Regions from separate parts of the Homo sapiens genome. Here region 1 is linked to region 2. Evidence: chromatin loops called from intact Hi-C (ENCODE). Cell type or tissue: HCT116. All regions are shown on one strand.

Evidence for each region. Hi-C counts contacts between places; a loop is a spot of excess contacts. Peaks named below come from ENCODE experiments on the same cell type or tissue, not always from the same donor. Only the 100,000 strongest peaks of a DNase experiment are listed, where the experiment ranks them.
Region 1: a loop joins it to region 2, with 4 times the contacts of the local background. A loop is called at or near these places in 6 of 110 quality-filtered maps.

The regions. Positions count from the first base shown.
Region 1 is chr13:95,151,443-95,159,442 of GRCh38, forward strand. All of the region lies in intron 19 of ABCC4 (ATP binding cassette subfamily C member 4 (PEL blood group)), which reads right to left. Among named protein-coding and RNA genes, the nearest start is that of SNORD13G, 55 kb to the right of the region's middle. In HCT116, a CTCF peak has its summit at 4,973 (motif pointing left); no DNase peak of the experiment used is centred here.
Region 2 is chr13:94,431,496-94,439,495 of GRCh38, forward strand. It overlaps DCT (dopachrome tautomerase), which reads right to left. Exons shown (of 8, transcript NM_001922.5): 8 at 5,316-8,000. Among named protein-coding and RNA genes, the nearest start is that of DCT, 44 kb to the right of the region's middle. In HCT116, a CTCF peak has its summit at 4,295; a DNase peak (open chromatin) is centred at 4,286; H3K27me3 peaks cover 1,076 bases.

The DNA.
Region 1 (8,000 bases), 720 kb after region 2:
CCAGCCTAGGCAACAGACCAAGACTCTGTCTCAAGAAAAAAAAAAAAAAAGAAGAAGAAGAACAAAGAGGAAAGAAGGAAGAAGGAAGAAGAATGAAGAAGGAAGGAGGAGGAGGAGGAGAAGGAGAAGAAGGAGGAGGAGAAGGAGAAGAAGGAGGAGGAGAAGGAGAAGGAGAAGAAGGAGAAGAAGGAGGAGAAGGAGAAGAAGGAGAAGAAATCATCATCATCATCATCCACTGTCGGCAACTATTTAAGTTTGCAAGTCCCTTGAAAACAGGTACTTTTGTTTCAATGTTTGGGACCACAACTGACGATGAGTAGAAGACCAAGAAATGCTTGATGAATGAAAAAGCCACTTTTTACCTGTTAGAACCCTGAGGCTAAGAGAAGTAATGTGACCGACTTAGTTACCACAAACTATGATCCTAGCAGAATTGGGGCATCTCAACACCTCAACTCCCTGTGCAAGAACAGATTTTCAATGTCTACTGATGATTTTAAATGGATTAATTCCTCTCTTTACTTCTTAAGGGCATGAAGTTTATGAAACAAAACTATACAGTACCAGACGCTTAACCCACAGAGTGTTAAAAGTCACCTTCAACACACAACTAAACCCCCAAAAAAGTTATTAGGTGTTTGACAGTTTCATTTCTTTGACTGGTAAACAACAGGAGAACTTGGTCTAGTTCCATGAATCACAGCTTCCAAAGAACCAATGTACGGTTTTTCTCTTCAGGCCATCACGTATCAGAAACAAAGTCCACCAAAGTAATCTATTACAAACTGTACTTTTGAAAAAGAAAATTGGAAGCAAGAGTTAAATTTAATATAAGTACCAGCTGTAAGACAAAAAACACTCTAATTTTATTTCAACACTGTAAAGTCCCATTGTTCTTTATGGGTGTTGCTTAAAGAGATGCAAATGCACTCTTGGAACTATTTCTTGTTCTGTCCAGCCAACAAATATTTACTAATCAGATACAGTGTATCCAATCCTGGGCTCAGGGGATTTAGCAAGGAAACAACAGATAAGCTCCAAGAAGACAAGGGGAAAACAAGGCAAGGAAGACAAGGGGGAAACAAGGCTAACATAAGACAAGGGTGGTAAATACGTAATTACCTAAATTAGAATGTAACTATCATTTTCATAAACACTATCAAAAACTTGATAAAAGCAAAAATGTTTTAAACTTCATGGAAAACAAAATGTCACAACCTCAGCGTTGTAAATATTCTGATTTTTTTTCCACTGTCTTCATGGCAATATAAATAATCATGTTTATAATAAAGGGGGAAGGAATAAAATAATGGAATAAGAAAACTCCAATTATAAGTGAAAATCAGTTCTCATATAAAACTCAAATTAAACTCCAGTTATAAATGGAAAACTCTCAAATTAAAACTCCAATTATAAATGAAAACCAGAGTTCTCATATGAGAACTTCAAAGTCAAATCTTTGAGGGGAAGCAGTTGGCCTTACAGTAAAACAGAACAGCGTTTCAAGCTAGCAAATCCCAACAACTTCCACTTAGTGTCCAAAAACTATGCTTTATACATATTAGGCTCTCAGTAATATACTTATCAATATTTATTCATGTTGAAATCGGCCACTGCAAGTGGCTAATGGAATATCATTAGGTTATTCCAGAAACAGTGTTCTATTTTCCCTTGAAATGGTTATCCAACAGCTAAGAACTAAGTCATGAAGATACTTTGATTCTTTTCTGACAATAAGGTCACAGAGAACTATAATGTTGATCTAACAGTGGGGGACAGTTTTAAATGACAATACTTGAATTACTATTATCAGTCACACATCCCATAGGCTAATGCCAAATTACTAAGCACACATTAACAGCAGATATTGGGATATGCTACAAAGCCCTGAGTTCCAAGTTAGCTAGTTCCAAGTTAGCCGAAGATAAAGATAAAGACAACACATATCAAATCAGTTAATGGGGGGGCGTTAAAACCATAGCCACGGACATTAGACTGAAGTGGAGAACTTACATATATCGAGAGAGACAGAGAGAGAGAGATACAGGCATATACAAATACATGCAGGTATCACATTATATACACTATAGGAAAACAATTTAACACAGTTAAGTAAAATGTCATCTTATAATTTCCTGAAATATTACATGATTATCACTTTGAACAAAGCACATTCTTCCCTAGTTTTTTATCTTTTTAACATTTTATTGGACAAACACAGTGCTTTCTCTGTTACTAAGTTGTCAGTATCTCCATGTATGATTTATTATGGAGAAAAACCATGAATCAGAACATTCTAGTAGATTAAAAATTATGCCAAAATGATGCAATATTTACCAGCTGTAGACAAGTGCTACAGTAATCGCTTACATACAGATTACTGACAAAATAACAATAGCAATCAAATATATGTAACTACGTAACTATTTAAACTCCTAACAAAGGCTTTTATGATACTATTAGCAGTAAAGGAGCAACTCCCATAAAATATGACTTCGTATCACCCCTGATAAGAGTTTAAGTACATATAACCATTGTTATGTGAAAAAAACATTATTTTTAATTTGTGATAACCCGACAGGATTTAATTACCACACCTACTTCAAACTCTTAGCTGTTTCATTCAAAGCTGAAAAAACAATATTTATGTGGCTATTGAGAATCATTATGATTGATGCAATCTTTTGTGTTATTCCCTTTATAGTCACTTGCATTTGTTATTATTAACAAGAAAAAATGAAAGGGGAAATGTGTGTTTTTGTTTTGCAACAAAGCTTTTCTGGTGATGACTAACTTCTTCCTTTGAACACAAAAAGCCTCTTAAACTAACTAATGTACATATAAATGTGTTCTTTACAATACGCATCAGGCAAGGGGGTGGGAGGGAAAGCCCGCAGGACTTAAGCCAGAATTAAAAGCAATATAGGCAAGATTGAGTACATGAAAGCTGTCAGGACGGTTGTTATTCTCAATTTCTTACAGCTCATCTGCTCTCAAGGAAGAAAAATCATAGTTTCTTTTAACCATATCCACAACAGATCTCACTTGAAAGGAAACATAGCGAGTGATTTGGCATCAATGGGCATATTACCAATTTTCCAGCATCACTACTGAATATTTATACTGGTGACGAATGATGACACTGAGGAAATATTTTAGCACGAAGCTTTGCCTTGTAAATTGTCTGAATGGTGCTGTGTCAAAACAACACCTACCATAAATCAGAGGTTTTAGGACCAGTATTTCTTGTTTAAACATGCTACCTGCTCAGCAGAATCACTTGTGTGAACAGGCATAGATTAATGTGTGCTGGGCAGAGCCATCTTACCCCCTAGCTTATAGAGCTATAATTTAACAAGCCTATTATTGTAGAGGTAATTTTGACAGTGCTGAAATATTATACTTGTTAAAAATGCACATTTAGCACCAACTCCAGTGGTCATTTGAACTGAATAAACAGATAAATAGGTATCCCTACAATTATGTTTCTTCTTTATTGATGACTCTTTTTTTCTGGCAAGGAAGTGGGATATGGACATCAGATTTTATAGAGTATCGCAAGACAGTCTTTCTGATCATATAAAAAGCTCATCATGGAGGTTGCTTTCAGTTCTCCACAAATTATTTAGCAACTTGTAGTGGATTCCAGAGTCCCTTTCCAGGTTTCAGAAACAGAACAATAGTTCAAACCACTACCACCCTCCTCCCCTCAATTCCTGTAGGATGCACATCCTAACTTCCCATTCAGTCAAGCTGGGAAGGAATCATTCTTTTTTTTTTTTTGGAGACAGGTTGGAGTGCAGTGATGCAATCACAGCTCACTGCAGTCTTGACCTCCCAGACTCAAGTAATCCTCCTGACTCAGCCTCCCGAGCTGCTGGGACTACAACCACGCCTGGCTAAAAGCTGAGAATCTTAATCACTGGGGCAACCCTCGATTTTTGATTAGGGAACATAGGAGAATATGTCTATCTTAAAATCTAGTACTAGCATTCGCATTCCATACCTCAGTGACCACAAGCATCTTCCACTGGATTAAAAAAAAGAAACATGGGAAGAAGTCAATATGTTTCTTTTTTCTTTTATCTAGTGTTTTAGCTCTCATTTACCTTAATCTATAAAGAAAAAAGAATGATATGAATCTGGTTTTTTTGTTACACTGTTGAAGGCATCGATGAACATAAATATACATACACACACATACTCCCCACGCACACACTGGAGAAAAACCAGTTGTGTAAAACACACTGGCTGTAACCCAATATTAACTTTTACTTCCCTGAGAGAGTAAACAAACACTTCTACCAACACCAGCTCTTGGGTTCTTAAAGCCAAATTAACAAATTGAAAGCAAGTAAACATTTATCTGGCACCCATTAGAGTCAGTGTACTTAGCTAAATGTTATGTCACCATAATTAGGCATGAGAAAACAGGACAACAAACCGCTCATCTTTTCTCCAAAACAAAGAGTGAAATTGTAGAGACCTGATAAGAATAAAATGTCTCTGCTAACTCTGTTGGCGTGGAAGAAAACTAAAGAAACTAACTGTGTAACTATCTTTCTCTGCAAACTCATGCTTACAAAGAAAACAGAAACATCATACAAGCAAATCATAATGTATGCTTCAGGAATTAAAATGCATCCAACCACTCAAGATGTCAGCGTCTGCCTATTCCAGTTACTAGTCAAGAAGGTGTAATTAGGAAATCCAAAAAAACCCTGTTTGAAATGCTAGGTATTCCAGGACAACATCAGAAAAATATCTTCCACAAAGACTTTCATGTTTCAAACATAATACGCCACAATATTACTTTTTAAATTTCATATTAACACATATCAAGATACAAAGACCCAAGCTATAAAAATAGAATTTCCAAGAAAGCTTTAAATTAAAAACCAGGTTTTGCAATGAGGTGCTCTTACATTATATCACTGAAATACTGCAGATCATGCTGCCCTCTTGTGCTGGATATCAAAAGCAAAATTAATTCTGCCCATGCCAGGAAAACAGGATTTACATTTAAAATAAAAATCATCTCTTAATTTCTGAAGACTTACTCTTGACCTAGGATTTGTGTTACCCATTTATTATGATTGGAACAGAACGGAAACAGGGCTAAGACACACACAAAAACTGACTAGGAAGAGGTAGATGCAGCGAACAGTACCAGAAAATATCTGCAAATGCCCTATTCAACTCAGGTCATAATCAAAATATGAAGGAGGTGTCCGAGGGCAGCTGAAAATGTAAGGCTTCTTAACAGACACACGTGATCCCATCACCAACCTACATCAAAAGAGGAAAGAATAAAAACTAGCAATGGGTGAGAGGAGGATAAAAAGACGAGAAAGGAAAACCGGCTCTTGGCAGGGCGCGGTAGCTCACGCCTGTAATCCCAGCACTTTAGGAGGCCAAGATGGGTGGATCACCTGAGGTCAAGAGTTCGAGATCAGCTTGACCAACATCATGAAACCCCATCTCTACTAAAAATACAAAAATTAGCCAGGTGTGATGGTGGACACTGTAATCCCAGCTACTCGGGAGGCTGAGGCAGGAGAATCACTTGAACCTGGGAGCCGGAGGTTGCTGTGAGCTGAGATCACGCCACTGCACTCCAGCCTGGGCGACAGAGTGAGACTCTACCACACACACACACACACACACACACACACACACACACACACAAACAGTCACCATTTGTCCACTGGTGGTCACCTTGGATGAATGTGTGTCCATTCTTGCTGGGGGCCCAGCCCGCTCCCAACAGCAGACAGAGCATGGTTGCCCCTCAGACCCAGCTCCACATTGCTCGTCAGTACTTGGCTTCTTGGGAAAACTGCTATCTCAGTACCAATAGGAGGTAAAACCCTGTCTCTACTAAAAATACAAAAAAAAAAAAAATTAGCCGGATGTGGTGGCAGACACCTGTAATACCAACTACTCAGGAGATAGACACATGAGAATTGCTTGAACCCAAGAGGTGGACATTTGCAGTGAGCTGAGATCATGCCACTGCACTCGACTGGGCAACAGAGCAGGAAGAAAGGAAGAAAGAGGAAGGAAGGAAGGAAGGAAGGAGAAAAGAAAGGAAGGAAGAAAAGAAAGAAAAGAGAAAGAGAGAGAGAACTGGCTCTTGTCATTCTAAGGCAGCACACTGGTTTGGCTCACATTTTATCCTGCTAGCTTAAGATTTATCAGGTTAACGAAAGGCCAGTAGATAAAAAGGTATTGTATTATATAAACAAAGATGAATTTCATGCAACCATAGGTGGGTTCGAAATGGAGAGGAACTTAATATCTGGCATGTTGGAGAAGCGTGGCCTTCCTAGAAACAGAAACTTCAGGCCGGGCGCGGTGGCTCACGCCTGTAATCCCCACCACTTTGGGAGGTGGAAGCGGGCAGATCACGAGGTCAGGAGATCGAGACCATCCTGGCCAACACGGTGAAACCCGTCTCTACTAAAAAAGTACAAAAAATTAGCCGGGCGTGGTGGTGGGTGCCTGTGGTCCCAGCTACTCTGGAGGCTGAGGCAAGAGAATGGCATGAACCCAGGAGGCAGAGCTTGCAGTGAGCCAAGATCACGCCACTGCACTCCAGCCTGGGTGACAGAGCAAGACTCCGTCTCAAAAAAAAAAAAAAAAAAGAAACAGAAACTTCGCTGCTGAGAAGAAACACAGACCTTCCAGGTTTACCTTCCCCTTCTCCCTAAATCCAAATAAGTGAACTTGGGACCACAGTGGGGCAGTCAGGGGGACCCTTCCAGAAGGTCTGGTTCTCTGAGTCACCAGCAAGGGTCGCCCATTCATTAACCACACAGATGAGGATCTGGGCAGAAGCATGATGAGGGGGATGGCACACTGGGGTGGGAGTGGACATAAAATAATGGAGAAGACATTTCTATGCTGCAGACCAGAGTCACTGAGAATATTCCAGCACAAGGGCACTGGAGATGGGGATATGAGGGACGTCTAGCCAGACCCCCGGTGTGAATCACCTGGAGTTTCTGTGCCAGTCACCATCCCAAGGTGAGCTTACTGGAAACTACATGCCAGCAGAGGTCCTCCCCGTTTCCTAAGTTTTCTAAAACCTGGGAGAATATCAGGATGCTGAGCTCATAGGAAACTCCCCCGGGGCTCTTCTAAGAGCTTGCTTTTAATAACTAAGTATTCAGACATGCTTCCCAGTCTTTCTACCCCACTCAAAGAACACTCTGCAATTCAGGGGGCACAACATCATGCCAGATACTTATACATATTTAACATGTATGTTTAAGAGTACTGAAAAATCGAGCATGCCTGCCTCACTATCATAGAGGGGAATTTTTATTTATATTATAAAGCCGGCTGGGTCCAGTGGCTCATGCCTGTAATCCCAGCACTTGAGGAGACTGAGGCAGGAAGATCCCTTGAGCACAGGAGTTCGAGACCAGCCCGGGTAACATAGTGAGATCCCATCTCTTCAAAATAGAATAAAATAAATTTTAAAAATTAGCTGGCCATGGTGACACAGGCCTGTGGTCCCAACTACTTGGAAGGCTGAGGCAGGAGGATCGCTTGAGCCCAGGAGGTCAAGGCTACAGTGAGCTGTGATCACATCACTGCACTCCAGTCTAGTCAACAGAATGAGACCTTATTTCTAAATAAATTTTATATATATATATATATATATATATATATATATATATATAACTATTGAAGTGCATACAATCAGTAATGTGAATTCTGAGGCGTAATTCACAGATTTTGTGTATCCTTCACCATTGTAAAAAGTGCAAAAATTTTATCTAAATGAAAATTTTAATTCTACCATTAAAAAACTTTTAATTTTTACATTTTTTCAACATCTACCACTAAAAAAAGTAAATAATTCATGACCTCTAAACATTTTGGACAAAGTAGACCTCTCTTGGGGTACTTATTTGGGCTTCTATTTTGTTGAAGGAATAAAGTCATGCTAATAGATATAGGAGGAGGAAGCAAGATAAACACTCAGGTGC
Region 2 (8,000 bases):
ATACATTTCCATTGTTTAAACCACCCCGTCTAATGACAGGCACTGTTCTGAAGAAGTTACATAGATTAACTCAATTCATTCTAACAACAGCCTCTGTGTGTGTGTAAATGGAACAAGAGGGGCATCAACATCCTTCTGCAGACAGGGAAACTAAAGTCCAGAGCAGTTAGAAAATACAAGTTAAAGAAAAATTACATGCTAAATAAATGATTGAGCTAGAATTTAAATGCCCGTTCTCTGTCTGCCTCCAGAGGCCATGCTGAACCACTACATGCTCCTGTTTCTGTATATTGCTGGCATCCTTCACTATGAATTGCTACATCACTCCGTTTCTTGCAATCTTTAAAGAACAAAGAAAAAAAAATTTTTTTACTCACTTAAAAACATGGAATATGGTATCTACAAATAAATAAGCAAGAAAGCCAATGCTTCTGTTTCCTCATTTTCTTTTTAAATTCTCTGAAGATGAGTTCATTAGTTAAGATTATTTATCTTGTAAGAGAAACCCCCAACTCAAACTGGTCTAAATTAATTTTTTTAAGTGGCTACTTCTAAATTAAATTAAATTTTTTAATAAGTGGCCACTATAAATCCTCTAGCAGGTAAGATGGCTGCTACATTTCCAGCCTTCACATCTTCACATCATGTGACTCAGGGGTGAGACCTGGTCTTTGGGCCTCATTTCTCAGAACCCTCAGCAAAAGTGCCTTTCCATTATTTGGCTTTCAGTTTCACATTCATGGCTGAGACACCATGGCCAAGGGTCTGGAATAGAGTAATTTGTTTAAGACAGTTAGATTCCCATCCAAATCACAGAGCTGAGGGTCTCAGGATGGAGATGGAAGGAACTTCCCAAAGCCTTGTTGGAGGTTGCCAGAGGCTGGTGGGAGGAGGCATAGGGAGGGAGTTACCATTTAATGGGTACTGTTAAAGTGAACTAAATATGGCCTGAGAAGGACTGTGTACTTCTATATTTGAGTCCTTGTGGACAAACCTAACCTAGCTTAATAGGAAGACAAGATTGAAAACCTAACTTAGGAGTATGCAGCCTGTAACAATAGCTGAGTGTTGGCCAATTCCAGCAGCCATGCTTCAGCCACTCATAGACTGCTGAGTGTTCAAACTGTGTTCAAATAAGGCAAATGCCAACCTGTAACCAATCCAGCTATCTCTGTACCTCACTTCCAATCCTTGTACATCGCTTTCCTTTTTTTGTCTATATTTTTTTCTGACCACGAGGCACCCCTGGAGTCTTTCTGAATCTGCTGTGATTCTGGGGGCTGCCCGATTCACGAACGGTTAATTCTTCTTTTCGCTCAATTAAATTCCATCAAATTTAATTTGTCTGAAGTTTTCTTTTAACAGTACAGAGTTCTATTTGGGATGATGAAAAAGCTCTGGAAACATGGTGGTAACGGTTGTAGAATATTGTAAACGTGCTGAATGCCACTCAATTGTACACTTTAAAAAGGTTCAGATGGCAAATTTTATGTTATGTTTCTCTTACACGAAAAAAAGAAAAAAAGAAATGAAAAGGAAAAGGAAAAAGAAAAAACTCTCTCCTAACATGTTTCACTTCCACGTCGGCTGAGGCCTGTTCATATTTTATTCCCAAAGTGCCCCTTTATCATTGAAAATATCCCTTGAGAGCCCTCCCTGACCACAGACTCAGTGCTCGCTTCTACAGAGAAAATTACAATTACGCCAGAGTGTGTTGAAACTAACTTGTCACTGGGCTCAGGAAAGACCATGTTATTCATGGGAGCCAAGAACCCTTATCTTAGACTTCCAGAGATTTCTTACAGGGAGGTCAAGTCACTTATTGGTGGTTCAAGTAGAAAAAAATATAGTGGGCTTTTTGAGATTAATATTTCCTGGTGGCATTTTTAGTGTTCATTGGAAAGGAACAAGTTCTAGTCGGGTAAGCTGACAGACATAAAAAGGGAAGGAGCTGCCGCACCTAGAGGAGGATTTGTTTTCTCCTGGGACTGTGTATAGATAAGCACACACCCAGAAGCCTGGGCAAACCCAGAGAGCAGCAGGGGGATTACCTGCTGACAAGTACAGCAAGGGTGAGCAGATTGCCCTGTGATAAAAGCCGCTCAATTGCATCATCTCTCCAGCAAGGGGAAACCAGCTCTAAGGCAGCCATCTAGTTGCAAGGTGAGTTCACTGTAATTGCATGTTGTGAGTAGCGGTTGCTTAAAAACAATGAATTTATACCCATTACTCCCAGCGTCAACTTCAGAATGATTTTCATCACGCCTGCTTTTGTGCAGCTAAGCTGCAAAATGTGCGCTGCGACAGACTGAAGCAGATAAAGAACAAATTTGCATGTTACTGGGTTGCAAGAGCCCTTTGATTGTTGGAGAGGCCCGATAATGCTGTCAAGAGCTCGGTGGACTGAGCGGCGGCCGAGACGCACCAGATCTGCACTAAGTGTAGCTGACAGCAAACGATTTAGAGTCAGCACGGAATCAAAGCGTTGGAAATATCTCAAGTAAAAATGTTAAAAACACAAAGAAGCCTGCATCTTGATAAGAGGACATCAGTGAGGAGAGATATGCACAGAAAGAAAGAAAATGACCTTGAGTTTATAAAAATGCTACACGTCTCGGAATTGTAAAATGCCTAAAATGAAAAGAAAATGGGCAGCTCAAATCAGACTTCAAGCTAGGAAAGCCTGAAAGTTGTGTGCTTGCCACAGTTGAAGAAGAGAAAAAGAAGCAATAGCTAACTGCACGGATTATTATAGAGATTACGCTTCTGTTTTCGAGACCAGTCATTTGCTCGTACAAATGAGCCTAATGACTTAAAGCACCAAGACATACATGTCTCTGCTGTGCACACCTCCTTGACATGAAATGCAAGACTCAAAATACAAAAATAATTTTAGGAAGGAAAAACTGATTAGTGGCAATGATCAAGACAAATCTTGCTATTTGAAAAAACAAATAAAAATACTGGAAATGAAACCTTAAGTAGTATTATTAAATAATAATATCAGGGTGGGGCACGGTGGCTCACGCCTATATTTCCAGCACTTCGGGAGGTCCAGGCAAGTGGATCACCTGAGGTCGAGAGCTGGAGACCAGCCTGGCCAACATGGCAAAACCCCATCTCTACTTAAAGTACAAAAATTAGCATGGCATGGTGGTGTGCACCTGTAGTCCCAGCTACTCAGGAGGCTGAGGCTGGAGAATCGCTCGAACTCAGGAGGTGGAGCCTGCAGTGAGTCAAGATCTCGCCGCTGCACTCCAGCCTGGGCAACAGAGTGAGACTCCATCTCAAAAAATAATAATAATAATTTAAAATAATAATACATTTGCCGCATTGGAAAATAGGTCTTCAGCAAAGTATGCTATATAGTGTATCAGTAGGGAGTAAGCTAATGGTTCTTCTCCAGGAAAGACTGCATCTTCTGTCAGCATTTGATGTGATTCAAATCAGACTCTTCAGTTTCTTCACTTATGTTTTTCCCTTTCCTTTCTCTCCATAAAAACAATGACTATCACCAGGTCTGTAATCTTCTTCCAGAGAGAACCACCAGAAAAGAAGAGCAGGTAGACATAGCTGGAAAATCGAAGCCCCAATTTTCTGACAAACAAAACTAGCCAGAATAAGCAAATAAATTACATGTGCACGTGTTTCTCTTTAGTCTTTACCTGTGTATTTCCCTAGAGGGGAAAGGTTTATAAAAACTAGAAAGAGGCCATGTTTTCTTTATCACTTGAGTTTATCAATCACCTAACATAAAGCCACCATGGGCTCCCAGTTTTGAAAAGCGAATTTTCCACACTAAAGGACATCTTCAGACACTGCTCAACCCACACCTGAGTTCAAATATTTATATATAGTTTTAATACATTGATCCAACATTTGTTTTAAAAAACGTTCCCCAAATTTTTCTTGTTGATGACGGTTTTTAATAGAAAAAATAAGTTTCCCCAGTTTCCAGCTGCAATGTGATCATATAAATAATATTTAACTAAATTATATTCTGTGTGTGTTTGCCAAGCCTAAAAGCATTTTTGCCCAGTGGCCTGAAATGTTCCTCTAAACTTTTCTGGCTTACTGGTAAACATTTAACATTTCAAAATAGATTAAACGGGGAATCGTGAGAGCCTATGTAGGAAACTGTTTCTTTCTAAATATTGTGCTTTGTCTGTTCTGATTTCTGAATTCATGGCAAATCTTCCAGCCTTTTTTTCCACTCGGGGTAGACCATCAACCATGGTAGAGGAAAATAGCTTTAAGAACTTTACTACATTGTGCAATTTTCTAATAAAACACAAGAGGGCAGGTTTTGCTTTATTGTAAGCCTAATTCCACTCCCCTGGTAATCAAGATCAGTCACTGGGCTAATTGCAAATTCAGAAACCCTCAATAACATACAAAGTGAAGGAGTAATCAGGGTGCATAACTCTGGCAGTGAAATCTGTTGTTTTAATAAAGAAGGCCAAGCTCAAGCATCTCTACTTAGCATTATTTACAACCAGTACAATTATACTTGGGAGGCGCTGTGATAGTTTTAGTTTGTTCATAAAATGCCAAAAGAGCAGAAAATGGCTAACAGAATGACCAAATCCAGTCATATTAGATTTAAGAAGTCTGACTAAAGTTGATGGGGCAAATAACAAAAGTGGGCCAATGGTTTCCATCAAACATGCAGCTGTGGAGAAAATTATACAGAGCATGCAAGTATTGAATAGGAACCTTTTAACTTTGTTTTGTTTTAGAAAACTTTAACTTCTAGTTCACAATACTCTTGTGTATGGTTTTCAATATTTCATTTAATGACCTGCCAAAGCAGAATTAAGTTCATAAGGGTTTTTTTCAGCTTGAACTGCTGTTACGGCTAAAGTCAAAGTATTGTCATCTTTGGAGAGTTTCTAAAGCAATTGCTGCTTGAGTCCATCAGTGTGAGAGAGGCATTGGTTTGCCTGACTAAATAATTTGCCCACTAACTCCTTCCACTGAAACAAAGCTTTTAGGATATCAGACAGTGGAGGATCCTAAAATGGCATGTGTGAGGACTTAGAGGAGAGATGGGTAGAAATCTTAACTTCCTATCCTAGTCCCTAAAAATGGTAGAATTAAGGCCTACCAATAGTAGGAAGAAGATACATCTAGAAAGAAAATACACCTGAAGAGTATCTCCTTGTGTTAGGTTGCATAGAGTATGATTCTACCTAGCATACGTGCAATTCAAAATCTGAAGGATAGGTTGTATGGTAACTTCATGGCAGAGATGGATCTTATGTTTTATCCAGTACATCTTAAAACAGATGTCAGAAGCTCTGAATGAAACATTCTACTTTGAAATTAGTTTATTCATTCACTTATTCATTCAAAGAATATTTATAAAATACTCAGGATAAGTAAGGCACTATAGAAATAGGAAGAGCTTCAACCTTAGAGTCTCCAACAAATTGACCCATCTTGAAGGCTTATCTGGGAGATCACCAAGTTAGCTACTGCAGGACCTCTCTTCCCTGGTCAGTCACTTGAAGCAGCCACCTGCTTCCACCCCAGGATTAGTCACTAAACTGTGGGGAATATCAAAAGTAACTTCACCTGAGGAAAGGCTGGCTCTCCTTTTCCTACCTGTTCAAACAGATTCAGAAAATAGCAATTGTTTGGAAACTCACCAGAAAATAGCATATCAGTTTAAGAGATTATTTTTCAGACTGAGGTTGTTATTATATATTTTACATGTATATATATTTCAATATACATGCTGAGTGCCCAAAAGATGGGAATTGATGCACACTACTTAAAAAACAATAATCCTCAAAAGACAAACAATAATCTGCAAAACAACATTTATTTTTAGTTTCCTTTTTAGTAAGTTTTCTACTTCTTAATAATGAGATTAAAACTAGTCATTAAAAGTATTATAATTAACAATGTTAAATCCTAAGCAAGATACAAATGTCAATTTTAGAATTAGAAGGGAATTTAATGCACAAAGGAAAGATGTTATTGCATTTTATCCCATTTCTGAATGTTAGCTTTATAAAAAGCATTTCTATTAAAATCATACATGCAGTTTTTCTAATACTGAAGATATAAGCAGTAAAGTGATCTGGTCATTTTCTCCAAGGTTGAATTCTTCCCCCTATCATTGAGAAATATAGCCCACAGTATTTGGTGACATTTTCTGAGTTTATTTGCATGATATTCAATGTAAGTAAATACCAACTTTTTATTCTGTTGGTTTATCCTACCTTAATATTTGTTAAAATGCATTCATAATTGATTTATTGTAAGGTCAGAAAATGCTAGAAAATTGTATTTCTCTTATATGAACTACAAAATTAGGAAATTCTCTCAGGAAGACATTATAAAACATAATAGTTATAAAAAGTCACCCACACTACAGATAAAAGCAGCTAAGTATAATCGATTACTATTTTTTCCTACCTAAGATAGATCTGCTTTAACCAAGTCTTATGAGACTATGATATATGAGAATTCTGATATACCTGACAGATAAGCTAGAGGTGGTTATTTGCTTTATGAAATTATTCGTAATAGTTCACTTATAAAAAGTAACTTCTGGCGCTTTTAACATAATTGATTTATACATAACTTTTCAGAAATATATGTACCATGCACAATTATATCTCCATTTTAATAAATTTCTCTTTTTGTTTAAAACCAAGATTTAAAAATGTGTTCCCCAACTATCCTGAGCTCAGAGCATAAACCTTCCAGAGTGGAGCATGTGAAAGACACAGTGCTGTATTTTCCATGAATATTGTTAATGGCAGGAACTGAGAGGTATCCATGTGGCTGAGGCTAAAAAGCCCAAGCAGGGCTTTACCGGGCTATCTTGATCTTCACCACTGAGCCTGCTCTCAGATGCACCTGTAGCTTTATGAGATTCAAATTCAGTTCCAACTGGGCTTTGTCCATTTCTCTGGCTTTAGCAGTCCTTTTGCATGGGGTAAACTGGTTCTTGATGAGTCTTGCACCCTCTAGGACCCCTTATGTTGAAGGCAGCTCCAGGGACCTCTTAACACCCATTCTTTACATTCATTCATTCCAGTAGAGAGGGGCCTCGACAGACAAGCCACGCCCTAGAACTTCAGTCTCACTCCTGATGCACAGAAACCAGATATGAGCAGATGAAATTTGCCTGGAAATCTCAAGAGCCATTAACTTCTCTGAAGTGGGGTCCATCATGATAAGTCTGAACATCGTAGTAAAGATTGTCTCATTCTTATTCCTCATGATCTGATGATTGCATAGCAGAATATAACCACTTAATTCTGAATTGTCATGTTTTGTACAGATGGTTTGCTTTCAAATGATAAGACTTAATTGATCAGCATTCATAAGTAACTGTGAGTATTCGGCAACATTAATCAATCTAACATCAATGCTTAAAAATAAGCCCAGTGCATTATGTGGGAATAATTTTTCATCTGAGGCTACCTAGTAAAGAAATTGGTAGAGGATCAGCCAAAGAGACCTCAGAGTAATGGGACTCAAGTCAAATTGTCTCATGTTCAGGTTTACAGCCTCACCAGCCTTCAGTCAGCCTTCCTTGGAAAGAGTAATTCTGTATTTGTTAATAGGTTTACAGTAGCATATCAACTAACCAGGAAACTCTATAATTTTATTATCTTCTCTATTTATCACTATAGAATCAATGTGTATCCAGCTATTGAATCCTGTAATATAGGTCTACTGTTTAAAACTGCAGATTTTAAGTAAAATCCGTAAAATCTAGTTTACACAATAGAGTGGAATTGATCCTTCATTTAGTCATTTTCCATCCTGTAAAGAAAACAAGGCTTATTCTCATCTTCTAAGCTGGAGAGGAAAAATATAGAGAAAAGAAGAAAAAGAAGCCCAAGGAAGATAATCAGGAGGGTGCCTAGAAGCAGAGATGTTTATAGCTAAAAGGGATCTTGGAGACTCATCTAGCACCTACCAACTCCCACCTCCATGGCATTACCAATAAAGACACTGGGGCTAAGAAAGATTGA